Linked DNA regions of Homo sapiens: region 2 is linked to region 1. A link is a loop called in an ENCODE intact Hi-C map of the cell type or tissue named here. Cell type or tissue: CD14-positive monocyte. All regions are shown on one strand. Links, peaks and the distances in the headings refer to the core of each region. The heading gives the core; the rest is flanking DNA.

What was found. A loop is a pair of places that touch in the nucleus more often than their neighbours do. Peaks named below come from ENCODE experiments on the same cell type or tissue, not always from the same donor. Only the 100,000 strongest peaks of a DNase experiment are listed, where the experiment ranks them.
Region 2: it touches region 1 in a loop (3-fold over the local background); 34 of 110 quality-filtered maps call a loop at or near these places.

The regions. Positions count from the first base shown.
Region 1 is chr15:73,695,266-73,702,781 of GRCh38, reverse strand. It overlaps CD276 (CD276 molecule), which reads right to left. Exons shown (of 10, transcript NM_001024736.2): 2 at 3,064-3,196; 3 at 189-527; 4 at 1-10. The coding sequence starts at 3,142. Among named protein-coding and RNA genes, the nearest start is that of CD276, 15 kb to the right of the region's middle. RefSeq lists enhancers at 55-776, 5,154-5,664, 5,440-5,734, 5,665-6,177, 6,178-6,689 and a silencer at 2,328-2,377. In CD14-positive monocyte, for the core only: CTCF peaks have their summits at 2,131 and 2,331 (motif pointing right); a DNase peak (open chromatin) is centred at 2,351; H3K27me3 peaks cover 648 bases.
Region 2 is chr15:73,294,738-73,302,600 of GRCh38, reverse strand. It overlaps NEO1 (neogenin 1), which reads right to left. Exons shown (of 29, transcript NM_002499.4): 27 at 3,990-4,253; 28 at 1,144-1,280. It overlaps MIR12135 (microRNA 12135), which reads right to left and starts at 2,691; the gene lies at 2,622-2,691. In CD14-positive monocyte, for the core only: no CTCF peak of the experiment used is centred there; a DNase peak (open chromatin) is centred at 3,570; H3K27ac peaks cover 1,517 bases.

The DNA of each region.
Region 1 (7,516 bases), core at 1-4,000:
GAGTAGGGAGCTGGAGGTGACAGAGGGCAGGGGTCAAGGGCAGGGCAATGGCAGAGGACGAAAAGGATGCATGGGGCTGAGTACAGGAATCAGCACTGGGGTTCTGGGAGCAGTGGTGCAGCAGGGGGTGGGCTGCAGGGGGAATGGAGGGTGAACTAAGGGGAAGGCGTCCCCCTCCTGGTGCTCACCGGCCACCTGCAGGCTGACGGCAGCGCTGCCGAAATCCCGGATGCTCACGAAGCAGGTGAAGCTGCCCTCGTCCGCCACACGCACGCGCTGCAGCCTCAGGGATGCGTTGCCCTGTGCCAGCAGGTCCGGGAAGAGGGCCGTGCGGTTGGCATAGGCGCTGCCCTGGTCCTGGCCCTCAGCAAAGCTGTGCACCAGCTGTTTGGTATCTGTCAGCTGCCAGATGAGGTTGAGCTGTGCCAGGCTGAAGCCAGGCTCAGGGGAGAAGGAGCAGCACAGGGTGGCATCGGTGCCCACCAGTGCCACCACTGGGTCTTCAGGGACCTGGACCTCCAGGGCTCCTGGGGGTAGGGGGAGTGGAGAACATATAAGGGGGACTGAGGAGGGGTGGGCCTCCCTAGTCCCGCTCCCTGCCCCTGCTAACCCCAGGCCCTGTCCACCCCTCCTTTTAGGCCTGAGACCCAAAGTAATTTATTGTCTTAGGACCTCATTCAGTCAAGAATATAGTCAGCACCTACAGGTGCCAAGCATAAAAGTCAGAAATGCAACAGAGAGCAATACTACGGTCACATCCCCACAGAACTTACATTTTAATGGGAGAGAGAGACAAATGGGCACACAGATTCTCGTCAGCATGTGACTAAGGTATGTGAGGAAAAGGAGCCAGCAGGTTAGTAAGTAAAGCAACAGCTTTTCAAAAATCTGGCAGGTACTTTACACCTGCCTGCACCATGTGCATTTCCCCATGAGCGTAAGTAATGTTATAAATTGGGGAGTCCAAAAAAGTATCCACCAAAAATGTCAATAGTGGTTTCTCTGGAGGAGAGAGAATCACAAGTGCTTTTTCTTTTTTTCTTTTTTTTTCTTTTCCTAACGAAACACGATTTGTTTTTATACAAGAAAGAATACCCGTACCTTTAAATATGGTGGTGAGGCACATGCTCTTTAAAGCAATTAAGCTGAAATTTATAGGGAATGAAAAAGAGCTGACATACAGAGAACCCCGTAGAGGAAACAGCAGGTGGAAGGCCCTGAGGCAAGACTGGCCTTGCTGTGTGAAAATATCGGGGAGCGTCCAGTGTGGCAGACACATCTGATGGGAGGGCATGTCCCACCCAGACCAAAGATGACTTGAAGAGACCAGTGAGGAATCTAACTTTTTCTATGAGTAATGGGAATCACTGGGGAGTGTTTTAATCACGCATAATCTGAGTAGCAATGCTTAAAACTCACTCTAGCTCCTCTGTGGAGACTGGACTGTGGCAGGGCAAGGGGGAGGCCAGTTAGGGGCGGTTTCAGCTGTCCCTGTAAGAGGTGAGGGTGGTGTGGCTTCAAAGGGTGGTAGTAGAGAAGAAGAGAGGGATCAGATTCAAGGTTTATTTAGGAGGGAATCAACAGGACTTGCTGATGAGTCAGAAGTGAGGGGAAAAGGCCCGGCATGGGAGGCCGAGGCAGGTGGATCACCTGAGGTCAGGCGTTCGAGACCAGCCTAGCAGATATGGTGAAACCCCACCTCTACTAAAAAATAGCCAGGGGTGGTGGAACACACCTGTAATCCCAGCTACTCAGGAGGCTGAGGCAGGAGAATTGCTTGAACCTGGGAGGTGGAGGTTGCAGTGAGCCGAGATCGCGCCACTGCACTCCATCCTTGGCAACAGAGCAAGACCCCATCTCAAAAAAAAAAAAAGAGGAGGAGGAGGAGGGGAGGAGGGGAAGCGAACCCCCCCACCCTGGCACTACCATTCTCCGGTAATGGTTAGATTGTGTGCTTCGAGCACTAGCAAAGCAGGCACACTCAAAATGTGGGAAGATCAACCTTGAAACAATGCTAATTGAATACAGCACTCATTAAAGGTTTCCTGCATTTAGAAAAATAACATTGACTTTATGGTTATTATTTTTATTGTGAATCATACTCAGTATCATAATCTTTGCAGTACCTAGAGATCTCTAAAGTTCTTAAGCTAGCCTTGGATCTCTTGCTGAAACCCCTGGTGCCCCAGGCCAGTTCTCATGCCCTGTCAGTCGAACCAGGGTGCCCCTTGGAGGGGACATTTGGGGGAATGAAACCTGGTAAGTCACCCAGACAAAACCCTTTCTTGCTCTAGAGAAATCAGAGCAGCCGTGGGTAGAGACAGGCACTTCTTTATGGCCACAAGATGGCGCCAGACCCTCAGCTTTGTCTTCCCCACGGAGGAAGCCGTCTCAGAGCAGAGATGCTGATGAGAATTTGAAATGTGATGAGGATATTGTTATTAAAGTAGCTATTATTATTGAGTGCTTCCTGTGTGCCAAGCACCGTGTGGGGAGAGTCACATCGTTTATTCTACACAGTTATTGGGCACCTACTATGCAACAGCCGCTCTGGCCCTGAGATGGACCCTGCTCTTTGAACAGGGAGGAAGCAAGCAAACGCCAGGTGGGGGCGAATCTAGGCAGAATAACGCAGGGAGGCCAGGGATAGGGAGGGAGGAGCGGAGGTGTGCTATTTTATACAAGGGAGCTAGGAGAGCCTTGAGAGGAGGTGACATTGAGCAAAGACCTCCACAAAATATGGGATCCAGTCATGCAGACGTTTAGGGGCAGAAAGTTCCAGGCAGAGGAAAGAGCAAGTGGAAAGGTCCTGGGAGGGGGCGCACACAGTGTATTCAAGAAATAGCACGATCTCATTTAGCACTCATGTTCCCATTTTACAGACAAGGAAATGGAGGCTAAGAACAGTAACGTGAGTTGCCTACTGGATCCCACAGGTGGAAGTAAGGTATGGCCCTGCTAGCCAGAGCTGGCTTGGCAGGACCCCTAACAGGCGTGGGCACCCCCTCCCCAACTGCCACAATCACTGTCCCTCCCCTCCCGTCCCCATGCTGCTACCCTCACCTGTGAGGCAGAACCACAGTGCTCCCAGGGCTGCACCCACATGCACACCCATGCCAGGGCTGCCCCGCCGACGCAGCATCTTCCTGTGAGGCGGCTGACAGCTGGGCTCCCCGTGGTGGAAGGCTGCCCCTGCCTGGGAGAAAGAGGACGCAAGGCCTTTGTCTCCAAAGGTTCTCCCCAGACCATCTCTTGCCTCATCTCTCCTGGACCAGAGTGGGGAAGGCTGCAACTGCCCACTGGGAGGTCCTCATTCCCATATCCCACCGGGCCCCCTGCTGAGGAATCTTGGTGACAGATGCTTGGCAGGGAGTCCCTGGGGAGGCCTGACAGGGAAGATGGGGTAGGGGGCAGCTGGGATCCACCCTTTCAGCTAAGATGTTAGTATCCAAATATAAGGAAGAGGAGGCAAGGCGGCAAGTGAAGGCAAGGTTGGCTTGCTCTGGGGCTAGGATGTGTGCAGATCAATTTGGCAGACAGTAGCTGGTAGGGCAGAGCAGGAGCTCCTGTGGGGGCCAGACTTAGAGATGGGCTGACAGGTGTGAAATGTATCCTAAAGGCAGTTGAGAGCCACTGAAGCTTCCTGAATAAGGGAAATACACGGTCAGAGCTGAGCTTCATGAAGATTAATCTGACAGCACCTCCACCCGCTATCTGATGGGAGGGTATGTTTCAGCCAGATCAAGCAGGGCTTTGAGAGACCAGTGAGGAATTTGGGTTTTTCTATGAGTAATGGGAATCACTGGGGAGCATTTTAATCACACATAATCTAGGTAACAATGTTTAAAACCCACTCTAGCTCCTCAGCATAGACTGGATTGTATCAGGGCAAGGGAGAGGCCAGTTAAGAGGCTATTTCAGGCTGAGTGCAGTGGCTCATGCCTGTAATCCCAGCACTTTGGGAGGCTGAGGCAGGCGAATCACTTGAAGTCAGGAGTTTGTGACCGGTTTGAACAACATGGTGAAACCCCATCTCTACTAAAAATACAAATAATTAGCTGGGCATGGTGGTGGGCACCTGTAATCCCAGCTACTTGGGAGGGTGAGGCAGGAGAATTGCTAGAACCCAGGAGGCAGAGGTTGCAGTAAGCCAAGATTGCACCACTGCACTCCAGACTGGGTGACAGAGCCAGACTCGATCTCAAAAAATAAAAATAAAAAAAGAGGCTAATATAGCCATCCCTGTAGGAAGGTATAGTGGTGGAATAAATGAAGGGCCAGACAGGAGACAAAGCATGTCTGGGTAAAAGTGACAGTATCTGAGGACTTGGGTAGAGAGAAAGAGCAGTCAGGTTGGCCGTGGTTTTGAGCCTCAGTGACAGGGTGGAGCATTCACTGAGGCAGAGAAAATGGAAGGGTTCAGTATAGCTTGTGTGAAATCAGCAGTATTTGCAAAGAAGCTTCTAGGACAGAGTTTTAGGAGGCGACTAGGTGTATGAGTGTGGGAATGCAGAGAGAGAACATTTGCTAGCTTAACACATCTGTATTGAGTGACCAAGACAGATCAGAAGTGGAAGAGGCAAGGACTTGGGGATGACCTCAAGGCTGGAGTCAGGACTGAGTAAGAGGCAAGTCTGTGGCTGCAGGTCAGGCCTGAGCTGGGGATGAGAAGGGCAGACATCCCTAAATCCAGCCCTGCTCCCAATCCCAGCCACCCTCCAGGCTGCACACACCTTGTCCCTGAGTCCCACAGCTGCTGCCTAAACATTTGTGCCATGTCCTGATCAAGCCACATCTATGCCAACCAACACTGATCAACAAGAATAGAAATGATTTCACGTCCTCCTAATACCCTGGGAGATAGGCTGTAACACTTGGTCCTATTTTTGCAGGACTTTAAAAAATTAAAGCCCATGGCTGGGTGTGGTGGCTCATGCCTGTAATCCCAGCACTTTGGGAGGCCGAGGTGGGTGGATCACGAGGTCAGGAGTTTGAGACCAGCCTGACCAACATGGTGAAACCCTGTGTCTACTAAAAATATAAACATTAGCTGGGCGTGGTGGCTCAGGCCTGTAATACCAGCTACTCAGGAGGCTGAGGCAGGAGAATTGCTTGAACCCAGGAGGCGGAGGTTGTAGTGAGTGGAAATCGCGCCACTGTACTCCAGTCTGGGCGATACTGCAAGACTCTGTCTCAAAAAAAAAAAAAAAAAAATTAAAGCCCAGATAAGTGACTTTGTTAATGTCAAGTAATTTGCCAGTCAGCACAGCCAAAAAGAGTCCAATTCTGCTACACCTTTCCACCCTTCCACGGAGCAAACCTCATCAACAGCTGCTAGCCTCAATTCCATTCCAGGCGCCCAGCCTCAATCCTTCCAATCCCAGCCAGGCACACCCGCCCCCCGCCACCCTCCACTCCTACACACACACACCCCCAGCAGCTGGGCCAAGGGAGTCCCTCAGCCAAACCATGTGCATCCTGGCCAGCCCCCCTTCTCTCCCAGCTGTCTACAGTGGGGAAGCCCTGAGCAGCCACTTCCTTTCCAGACGCTTCCGGCCTCAAAGCCTTACTGCCTGCTGAGTCAGCAGCCTTCCCCGGCTCCATTCATAAAGCACCTTTGGCAGGCACCACATCCTGCCCCACAAGGGCCACCCTGAGGCCCACAGGAAGATCCAGCAGGCAGCTGCCTGCAGGACCTGCCCAACCCCTGCGGGAAGCACCAGGGCTAAGGATGAACGAACGCCCAGATTCCACATCTCCCTGCCTCTCTTTAACCCCAGACAGAACCAAGGCCTGTGGGTTCTTCCTGGGCCGCCTCCCTCACTCTCCACACTGCTTCTCAAGCTTCCATCTCCCACCCTGACCCATCACCCCCCTCACTGGCCCTGCTTGCTCCTCTCTTTCCCTGCCAGCCCCATTCTCTAAGGTGCCTTCTCTTAGGACCTAAGACAGGAATCTGCTCATGTCCCTCCCCTGCTCAAGAACTTCCCATGGCTCCCCATTCACTATAGAAGTCAGACCCCATTCCTCTGCCTGGTACTCAAGACTCTTCATATAATTGTCTCCTTCATATATCAGGCTAATTCCTGCCACTCTGGGCAGGTACAGGGAGCAGAGGGCACCTCCCCTGATCAGACCTACCCAGGCTCTCCCAGGGCCGAGCTGCGCTTCCCTCCAGAGGGAAGATGAGGGACTTCCAGGGCTGCGCCCTGGACTTGCTCCCTTTCATTCCTTTCCTAGACTCTGGATCCTGGAAACCTGCCCTGGAGAGAAGCAGTTTGACAGCCCAGAAGCAAAGAGACCAGAAGAGTCCACGGCACCCAGAGACCCCTACGCTGACAGCTGGGCCTGGAGGAGCTGAGGACAGGAGAAAGAGACAGAGCTCAGAAAGGAAGTGCTCCCTGGAGAATGGGAGAGTGTCCTGTGAACACAGAGCTGGTCGGCCCGGGACCCAGAGCCACGTGGAGCCACGCAGGCCTCATGCTGCCTGCGTACCACCCCCTCCACCCATGTTTTCCACAAAGGGGAATCTCATCCCCAGCCGGGACCTGCCCTGGAGTCAGCATGTGCCACCCGTCCCGGTGAGTCACCTGCCAGTGCCCACTCCTCGTCCTTCTCCTTCCTGCTCTATCCCAAAACCACAGAGCACCTTCGGCTTTCACAGAGCAGCAGGAGAGAGGGGTCAGGCTGTCCTCAGCCTAAGGTACAGCAAGGGCATCCAACCCTGCAGAAGCAGGGCCACAGGGAGGCTCCCAAGAGATGACCCAAGATGTGCCCTCAGAAAGCTACAACAAATCCAGACTGCACCTGGGCTCAGGGCCAAAATGCCCTGGGCCTGGGGATGCCCAAGAGGGTCTCCTTGCCCCCCACCATAATCACCCACATCACTCCACTTCCTCCTAACCCCCTACTTCCTCCCAATCCCCGCAGGGGCTCCTTGGGCAACACTTCCCACAAAGGGACAAAAAGGGTCAGAAAGACACAAAGTTCTGAAAATGTCAGACAAGTCCCTGGATCCAGCTATGCCTGAAGCAAGCTGCAGACCTAGACCGCCCAGATATTTGAGCCAATCATTTTTTTTCCCTTAAACCAGTTTGAACTAAGTTTCTATTGTCTGCAACCGAAGGAGTCCTTGAATCCACATGCATTCATGTCTTTAGTAATTCATTTCACTACTTACGGAGTTCCTGGTAGGGACGTACTAGGGGCAGAGAGATAACTAAGGTACACGTCTGTCCTCAAGGAGCAGATTCTAATAGGGAAGGGGGACATGCAGTTAGATCACTGCAGTTTGGTATAGTATACTATTTATGATATGGTCAGGGCGAATTGGAGGCACCTCAGAGGCATGATAACCCCAGAGATGATCCCTGAAAAGTCATGAGCAGCTCCCCAGGTAGCCGCGCTGGGAAAGGTAACCCTTTCCTGAACTCCAGAGACCCGTCCTCCTGACACTGCCTGTCTGCCCCTCAGCCAGATCACCCTGGAATTCTAGAAAATGAGCCCAAAGTGTGGG
Region 2 (7,863 bases), core at 2,021-6,020, 400 kb after region 1:
AAACACTGTTACTGGGCTGGATCCAGGGAGCAGCTCAGAAAGGAGAGCCCAGAGAGAGGCCAAAGCCTCATGTGGTCAGTAGTCAAATGGCCCCAGAAAACTGGCTACTAACACGCAGGGTGGCTCAGAAGAGTGGAAAGTAGCAGGATAGACCCAAGGTCACTAGGATCCCGTTTCCTGATAATGCACAATGCCTTTCTCCCAACACATACTCCCCAGGGTCACAATGACTTCACAGGCCAGAAGGCCCACTGCTTGCCCCTTCTAGGTCTCTGCCCCAGTCAGCACAGTTGGTATGTCCCTGGATCTCTGGGCCCCAAGCTTTCCGCTTAGAGAATCCTGTACCTGGAAATTCAGAGGCAAAACATTTTTACTGGAGTTTGAGAGTGAAAGATCAAAGAAAGACCCTGGTGATTTTTGTTTCGAGAACAACCACTCAGGCACTTTCTCCTCCAGCATCTTGCTCAGGAAAGGTCACAGAGTAGAACTGAGGGAATGTATGGATGGTTCAAACCAAGAAAAGAACAATGACAGAAGGGACAGAACTAAAAGGCAGGCAGGATGTGGGGGAAGGGGCCATTAGCTGGGCTAGTGTGAAAAGCTAATTTAAGATGTTCAAGAGTGGATATGGGGGCCGAGCGTGGTGGCTCACGCCTGTTATCCCAGCACTTTGGGAGGCTGAGGCAGGTGGATCACCTGAGGTAGGGAGTTCAAGACCAGCCTGGCCAACATAGTGAAACCCCATCTCTATTAAAAATACAAAACAATAGCCAGGCATGGTGATGGGTGCCTGTAGTTCCAGCTACTCAGGAGGCTGAGGCAGGAGAATCCCTTGAACCCAGGACGCAGACGTTGTAGTGAGCCGAGATCATGCCACTGTATTCCAGCCTGGGAGACAGAGCAAGATTCTGTCTCAAAAAAAAAAAAGAGTGGATATGGGAAAGAAAGCACACCAAGTCCTCAGCACAGTTCCCGGCTCAGAAGAGATGCTCAACACTGTATCTACTGAATGAATGAGTGTATCTGCTTCATAGTTCTGGGTGGCGGGCCTGGTATGCACAGATTATCAGCTTGACCAGCAGTCTCAGGCCCTGGGGCATGTTCCCAGGCAATCTGGCTGGACTGATGGCCCCACGAACTTACACTCTCGGAGTCTTCCAACATCCTTGTGGTCTCCTGCACTTCAGGGGCACTGGGAACAACCACTGGCATAGGAGGCCGGCTCCTTCCTAGAGTCCCGATGGAGGCTGTCTTCACTGAGTGAATGTGATGGTTCAGAGCTGAGGGGAAAGGGCACCATCAGATATGTGGCCAAGCCTGCCTCCCCTAGACCTCATGAAGGCCCTAAGGTCCAAGTGCTGCTTCGGGGTGAGAGAGACATACAGACCCAGTGCAGGGATACTGCTCTGAAAAGTTACTGGAATAAGAGGGAAGGAGGGAGATAGCAGGGCATTCATGAGGCCAGAGAAAATATTCCACTGTCTCTAGAAAACCAATATCCTAGTCCAGTGGTTCTCAAAGTGTGGTAGTCCACAAACCCTTGCAGGATATCTGGAAGGCCAAAGCTCTCTTTATAGTAAGACATTATTTGCCTTTCCACTGTGTTTGCCTTTGCACTGAGGATACAAAGGCAATAGTGGGTGAGCTGCTGGAGCCTTAGCACAAATTAAGGCAGTGGTGCCAAACTGTAAAGCCATTCACTGACACGCACGTGCAGTTTAAAAAAGCCAGTTTCACTAAGAACCATCCTTAATAAAGGAATACATATTTTTTATTTTACTAAATCTTGACCTTACTGTATGTGACAAAATGGAAAGTATGCATAAAGTACTTCAGCTGTGTGCAAAGTATGACAGCTGTCTTTTTTTTTGAGACGGAGTCTCTCCTTGTTGCCCAGGCTGGAGTGCAGTGGAGCAACCTCTGCTCACTGCAACCTCCACCTCCCGGGTTCAAGTGATTCTCCAGCCTCAGCCTCCCGAGTAGCTGGGATTACAGGTGTCTGCTACCACACCCGGCTAACTTTTTGTATTTTTAGTAGAGGCGGGGTTTCACCATGGTGGCCAGGCTGGTCTTGAACTCCTGACCTCAGGTGATCTACCCGCCTCGGCCTCCCGAAGTGCTGGGATTACAAGCGTGAGCCACCGCGCCCGGCCAACAGCTGTCTTAAATAAAGGTACTTGTGATAGTTTTGAGTTTTGAGTTGAATGTTTTTATCATGGAATATCACTGTTAGTTCAAAGACAGACAAACTGGTTCTTGAGACATCTTTTAGAAAATGAACAAAGTGAGCCTGTCAATTCAAGGAACACAATGGATAGTGTTTCTTGCCAATGATAAAATTTAAGTTTTAAGTAAAAATCAGGATTTTGGAAAACTTGCATCCGCCACCATGGTCTTGAGAACTTAATACTTACACATTTTGATGATATTAATGAATATGTTTTTAGATACTGGATAATGAAATGTATCACTATTTGCAGAATTTGCATAATGTAGTGGACCAATATTTTCTAAATGACCGATGTGTGATATTTTAGTATCATGCATTAAATGCAAGACAGATGAATGAATTTCAATGGAATGAAGTATGAATATTTCATAGATAAGGTTTCAGATTTCACTTTACAAACAAACCTTTAAAAAACTACAACTTGCTGAGTTTTGCTGTAGTATCAAAAAAGAATATCCACAATTATCTGAAAAGGTTATAAAAATACTCTTCCCTTTTCCAATTACATATCTGTTAGGCCAGATTTTCTTCTTATATTTCAACCAAAACACCATATTGCAACAGATTGAATGCAGAAGCAGATAGGAAAATCCAGCTGTCTTCTATTAAGCCAGACATTAAAGAGATCTGCAAAAAATAAAACGACTCTTCTCACTATATTTTTGTTTTGAAAATAGTTGCTTTTCGGCTGGGCGCAGTGGCTCACGCCTATATTCCCAGCACTTTGGGAGGCCGAGGTGGGCGGATCACGAGGTCAGGAGATCAAGACCATCCTGGCTAATGTGGTGAAACCCCGTCTCTACTAAATACACAAAAAATTAGCTGCGCATGGTGGTGGGCACCTGTAGTCCCAGCTGCTTGGGAGGCTAAGGCAGGAGAATGGCGTGAACCCGGGAGTCGGAGCTTGCAGTGAGCCGAGATTGCCCCACTGTACTCCAGCCTGGGTGACAGAGCGAGACTCCATCCCAAATAAAAAAAAAAAAAGGAAAATAGTTGTTTTTCATAAAAATATGCTACTTATCTTAACATGATAGATACTTGCTTTTTTAAATGAATAAAATACTTTAAAAATTTCTTAGTTTTAATTTTAATATGGTAAATATTGATAGATATAACCCATATGAAGAAAAGCTCTTTTAGGTGCTCAATAGCTTTTAAGCTATAAAGGGATACTGAGACCAGAAATTTTGAAAACCACTGGCTTATTCTAAAGCAAATGAATAGGTAACAATTTGGAAGAGCAGAAAGCAAGCATGCCTTTGAGGTCAGGGGACTGTTACTGAGCTGTGTGGATTTGGGTAAATGACTTTCCCTTCACAGGATTCCTTTCCCTATTCTGAGGTTACTTCTGCTTTCACCACCCTATGAGTCCAAGCCTTGGCCTCCCTGATCCCTTCTCTAGTTTGCAGGGACCTTACGAAGTGAGGTGATTCCAGGGGTCTGGGCAGACTAGATCTGCTATCCATTCCCATGCCATTGGACTTACCACCAAAGGTGCTGCACATAAAACACAATTCAAAAGGTCAGCCCTTGGTTCCCAGCAAATTATTCTCCGGTTTGTAAGTGTTCCCAGAAAAGGGGAGGCCATAAACTTCCTGGGCGGGGCAATGGCACACTGCTACGCTAACAGAATTGCTAAGATAGGCTTGGAGGATATTTGCTTTGCTATACTTCAAAGAAGGGGTGGCTTTGTCCCAAGCTTGAGCCAAAGGGTCACTCCAGGTGTGCTCCCTCCAGGTGTGCTGCCATCCTCACTCACCTTGCTGGGACAGTAATGGTGTGCTTGGCAATGCAGGATCATAGGTGGGAGGTCCTGGAGGCGGGATTGCTGGCACGGCGAAGCTCTTCAATGGGTGGGAAGGGCGAACATGGGCAGTGGGAAGACTCTGGCCTGAATCTTCCTCTTGGGAGCTGGCCAAGTAAGAGGAGCTGGTAGCACCTTCAGGGTCCTGGTGATCAGTGCAGCATGTTTGAGACGAAGAGGCTGGCATGGTGTCAGTGCTGGGGGTATTTCGAACGGATTCTACAGCAGGAAAGTCTAAATGTTAGCATTTCTTTTGCCATTAAATATGTGACAGTCCCACAGTTTGGCTACTTCTAGGGGTTCCCTAAACCAGCTCAATAGCACTTGCGATCAGTGCTAGTCCAAGAGAACATGGATTAGCACCACTGCCAGGGATAAGAATGGAGTCTCGAACAATTTTGTACTCAACCAGCTATTCCAGTTTTTCACCTCACAGCTAAGTGGTCACAATTTTGTAGATTTAAAGTTCTCCTCATTATTTATTATGAAGCACTTGTAAAGGTTCCTGAGATGACTAAGATATTAAGATATAAATAAGTATAAAAGAAAATTAAAAACTTCACTCACTGGAATCTTAGACAGTGGCCTTTCATAGACAACCATGGCTAACCACCAAGGCTGGCCGGGTACCTGACAGTAGCCAGCTCTGCTGACAAGGCCTGGCGGTCACTGCAGGAGAGGCCAATGCCACAGGCCTTCGTGCCTCCAGGGACTGTGCATGGCCTCATCACAGCAAAAAACCCATAGCTCAAGTGAGAATTGGACAACAAACAGAGCAGCCCAGAGGTCTGCACACAGCTTTCAGATCACACCAAATGAAGGGCATTTTTGATTCAGAGAAGGAAATGGGGGTAGATTAGCCTGGAGAAGGGAAGGCTCAGGAAGAACATGATAACAATCTCAAAATATAAGAAGGGGCAGAGTTGTTCTGGAAGGCAGCACAGCAGGGTAGAAAAGCACGGACTCTGGAGTCAGACAGACCTGGACTCCAATCTTTGTGTACTAGCTGGGTGAATTTGACAAAGTCACTGAATATCTCTGAGTCTCAGTTTCTTCATCTACAAAAGAGGGAGAATAACACATAATTCTTTGAGGATTGAATGAGATGTATGAAAAGTGCTGAACACGGTGCTTGAATATCTATCTATTAAGATTCTTTTCTTTGTAAATTACTGGGTGCTTACTTTAAGCCAAGCACTATGCCAGCTGCTTTACATTCATTAGTTCACTAGATCCTCAAAGTAACTCAGAAGGCACTGGGAGGTTAAGCAAATTGCCCATTTGCACAGTTAAGAACTAGCAGGGTGGAATCTGAATCCCTGCCTTCCGACTTCCACACACATGCTCTGGACCACCACACACCTTTCCACACCCAGACTACCACTTGCCCCCACCCTGTGGGGCAGAAGCAGCACCAAGGCCCGGGGAGACCACATAAGGAAGACCCTTCCAACAGCATGAGCTGGTGACCAGCTTCCCCACCTGTGAGGAGAGGGATGGGGACACAGCTCAGGGCAATGGACTGTACCAGGTGGCCTGAAGGCCTCTTCTGACTTCTGGAGTCCTCAACCTTAACAAGTACAGTAGTCCCCCTTATCCATGCTTTTGCTTTCAATGATTTCAATTATCTGTGGCCAACTGCTGTCCAAAAATTTAAATGAAAAATTCCAGAAATAAATAATTCATAAGTTTTACATTTTGCACCGTTCTGAGTAGCATGATGAAATCTTACGCCATTCCACTGGGGATGTGCCTCATCCCTTAGTCCAGCCTATCCAGACTGCGTACACTACCTGCCCTTGAGTCACTTAGTAGCTGTCTCGGTTATCAGATGGAGAAAACAGATATAAAGGGTTCAGTACTATATGCGACTTCAGGCCTCCACTGCGGGGGGAGGGGGAGGGTCTTGGAATGTATCCCCGCAGATGGGGATACTGTAAAGCATGAGCAATCTGCAGAAATCCAACACATTTCCCTGCCTTTGTTGCTGAAGTAGCAGTGAATCTGTGCCCTTGGGCTCTGAGAAGTCAGGCCACACCAGTCACGAGTGGCACCTCTGATCTTGGGTCCATGGATGAGGGACTCGTACACCCTCCCAAGTGTGCCTAACTATGTTGGCCCTACCAGGCTTAGGTCACTCCTCACCCCTTAAAGGGGTGTGCTGAGGATCTTCTTAGGCTTGCTCAAGCTAGCCATCCCCACGGCGGGGGAGCTGGTGGTCCCCCTCTGTGATCCTGGGCCAGGGAGAAGCTGGGCAGGGTAGGAGCTGGCTAGGAAGGGTAGCAGGGAGGAGGAGAGAGAACAGTAGACTCATGTCCAGGCCATGTCAGCCTGTACTGACAGATATGTTAGGTCAGCTCTGGGCAAACCGGCCTCTCCTGACTGCCTCAACGGTCTGTAACTGGATATATAAGCTTCTGAGGGCCAAAGAGATGGCGCAAAAGGTGAAAAAGGAAAATGGGGTTGCCTACATGAGTCAGCACCCAGGCCTGCTACCACAGACCAGGGCTGCCTTGCACAACTCCGGGGGCCCCAGGCACGTTGCTTTTATCATGAAGGGTGCTCCCTGACAGTGTGCAAAATCACTGGCCTGCTTAGAATCCATGCTGTAAGTAAAATTCCTGCTTTGGCAAGGGGGCTACTTCCTGACTGACTTGCCTCTTAAAGAGTTAAGACACACAGAGTTCACACTGGCCAAGTGATTGGACAAGAGGAAAGTGCTTTTCCAATGTCAAGTGGTGGTGACATAGTGAATGCTCCTTAGAGCAGAGACTGGCCCTGCTTAGCCCATATATACCAAGCTGTGGCAACACTCTGAGCTCCAGAGACACAGGAGCTTAGCAAAGTACAATCGTGAAAAAGAACTTTGATCATTTCTGGATACTTGCTCTATATTTCAAATCAGTCTTCAGTAAGTCTATCACTTTAGTTTTACCTTCTATTATCCAACTAGTCATCAAAGCATGGCCTCTCTCAGTAATGCAAATTATTCTTTCCCCCTCTCTTCACTTTCTGCCTAGGTCCGTAGAGCAGGGAATGCTTACCAATACTAGATCACAAGGGAGAGGGCTGGGTAGGAGCTGCCATGCTTCTCTCCAATCCCCAAACCCAGGAGGAAGGAGGAAGGGGCTGATTTGATTGGAAGGTGCCTGCCATCCACTCAGGCAGGACCACATCCTAGCATGTGAGATTCCTTGGCCTTAAAGATGGAGAAACAGGGTTGGGCACAAAACCTCCTTTCTAAGAGCAGGTGTGGAGGCTGCTTTCTGGTCCTCTGTTCTATTTGAGACTATGTCTGTAAGGCAGACTTTGGCTCTCCATGCAGCTGGCTGGAGTAACTGTCCATCTTGGAAACCGTCTTTCCTAAATGCAGAACTCCAAATTGGGATTTGGAGGGAGATAGTAGAAAGGCCAAATTTTTACATATATATATATATATATTTAATATTTAGTAGAGACGGGATCTTGCCTTGTTGCCCAGGCTGGTCACAAACTCATGGGCTCAAGCGATCCTCCTGCCTCAGCCACCCAAAGTGCTAGAATTACAGGCATGAGCCACACTGCTCAGCCTGGAAGGCCAAATTTAGATGTGAGTTCAAGCAGCATTCTCCAAATCAGGTAATAGCTTTGGGAGTAGCTAATGTTGGAAATTATTAGGCACCCCTTAATAAAGCTTCATTTGATGTTTTGGGTATGTTTATGATTGATGAAAACTTGAAAGAATGGGGACCGGGCGCGGTAGCTCACGCCTGTAATTTCAGCACTTTGGGAGGCCAATGCAGGCGGATCACTTGAGGTCAGGAGTTTGAGACCAGCCTGGCCAACATGG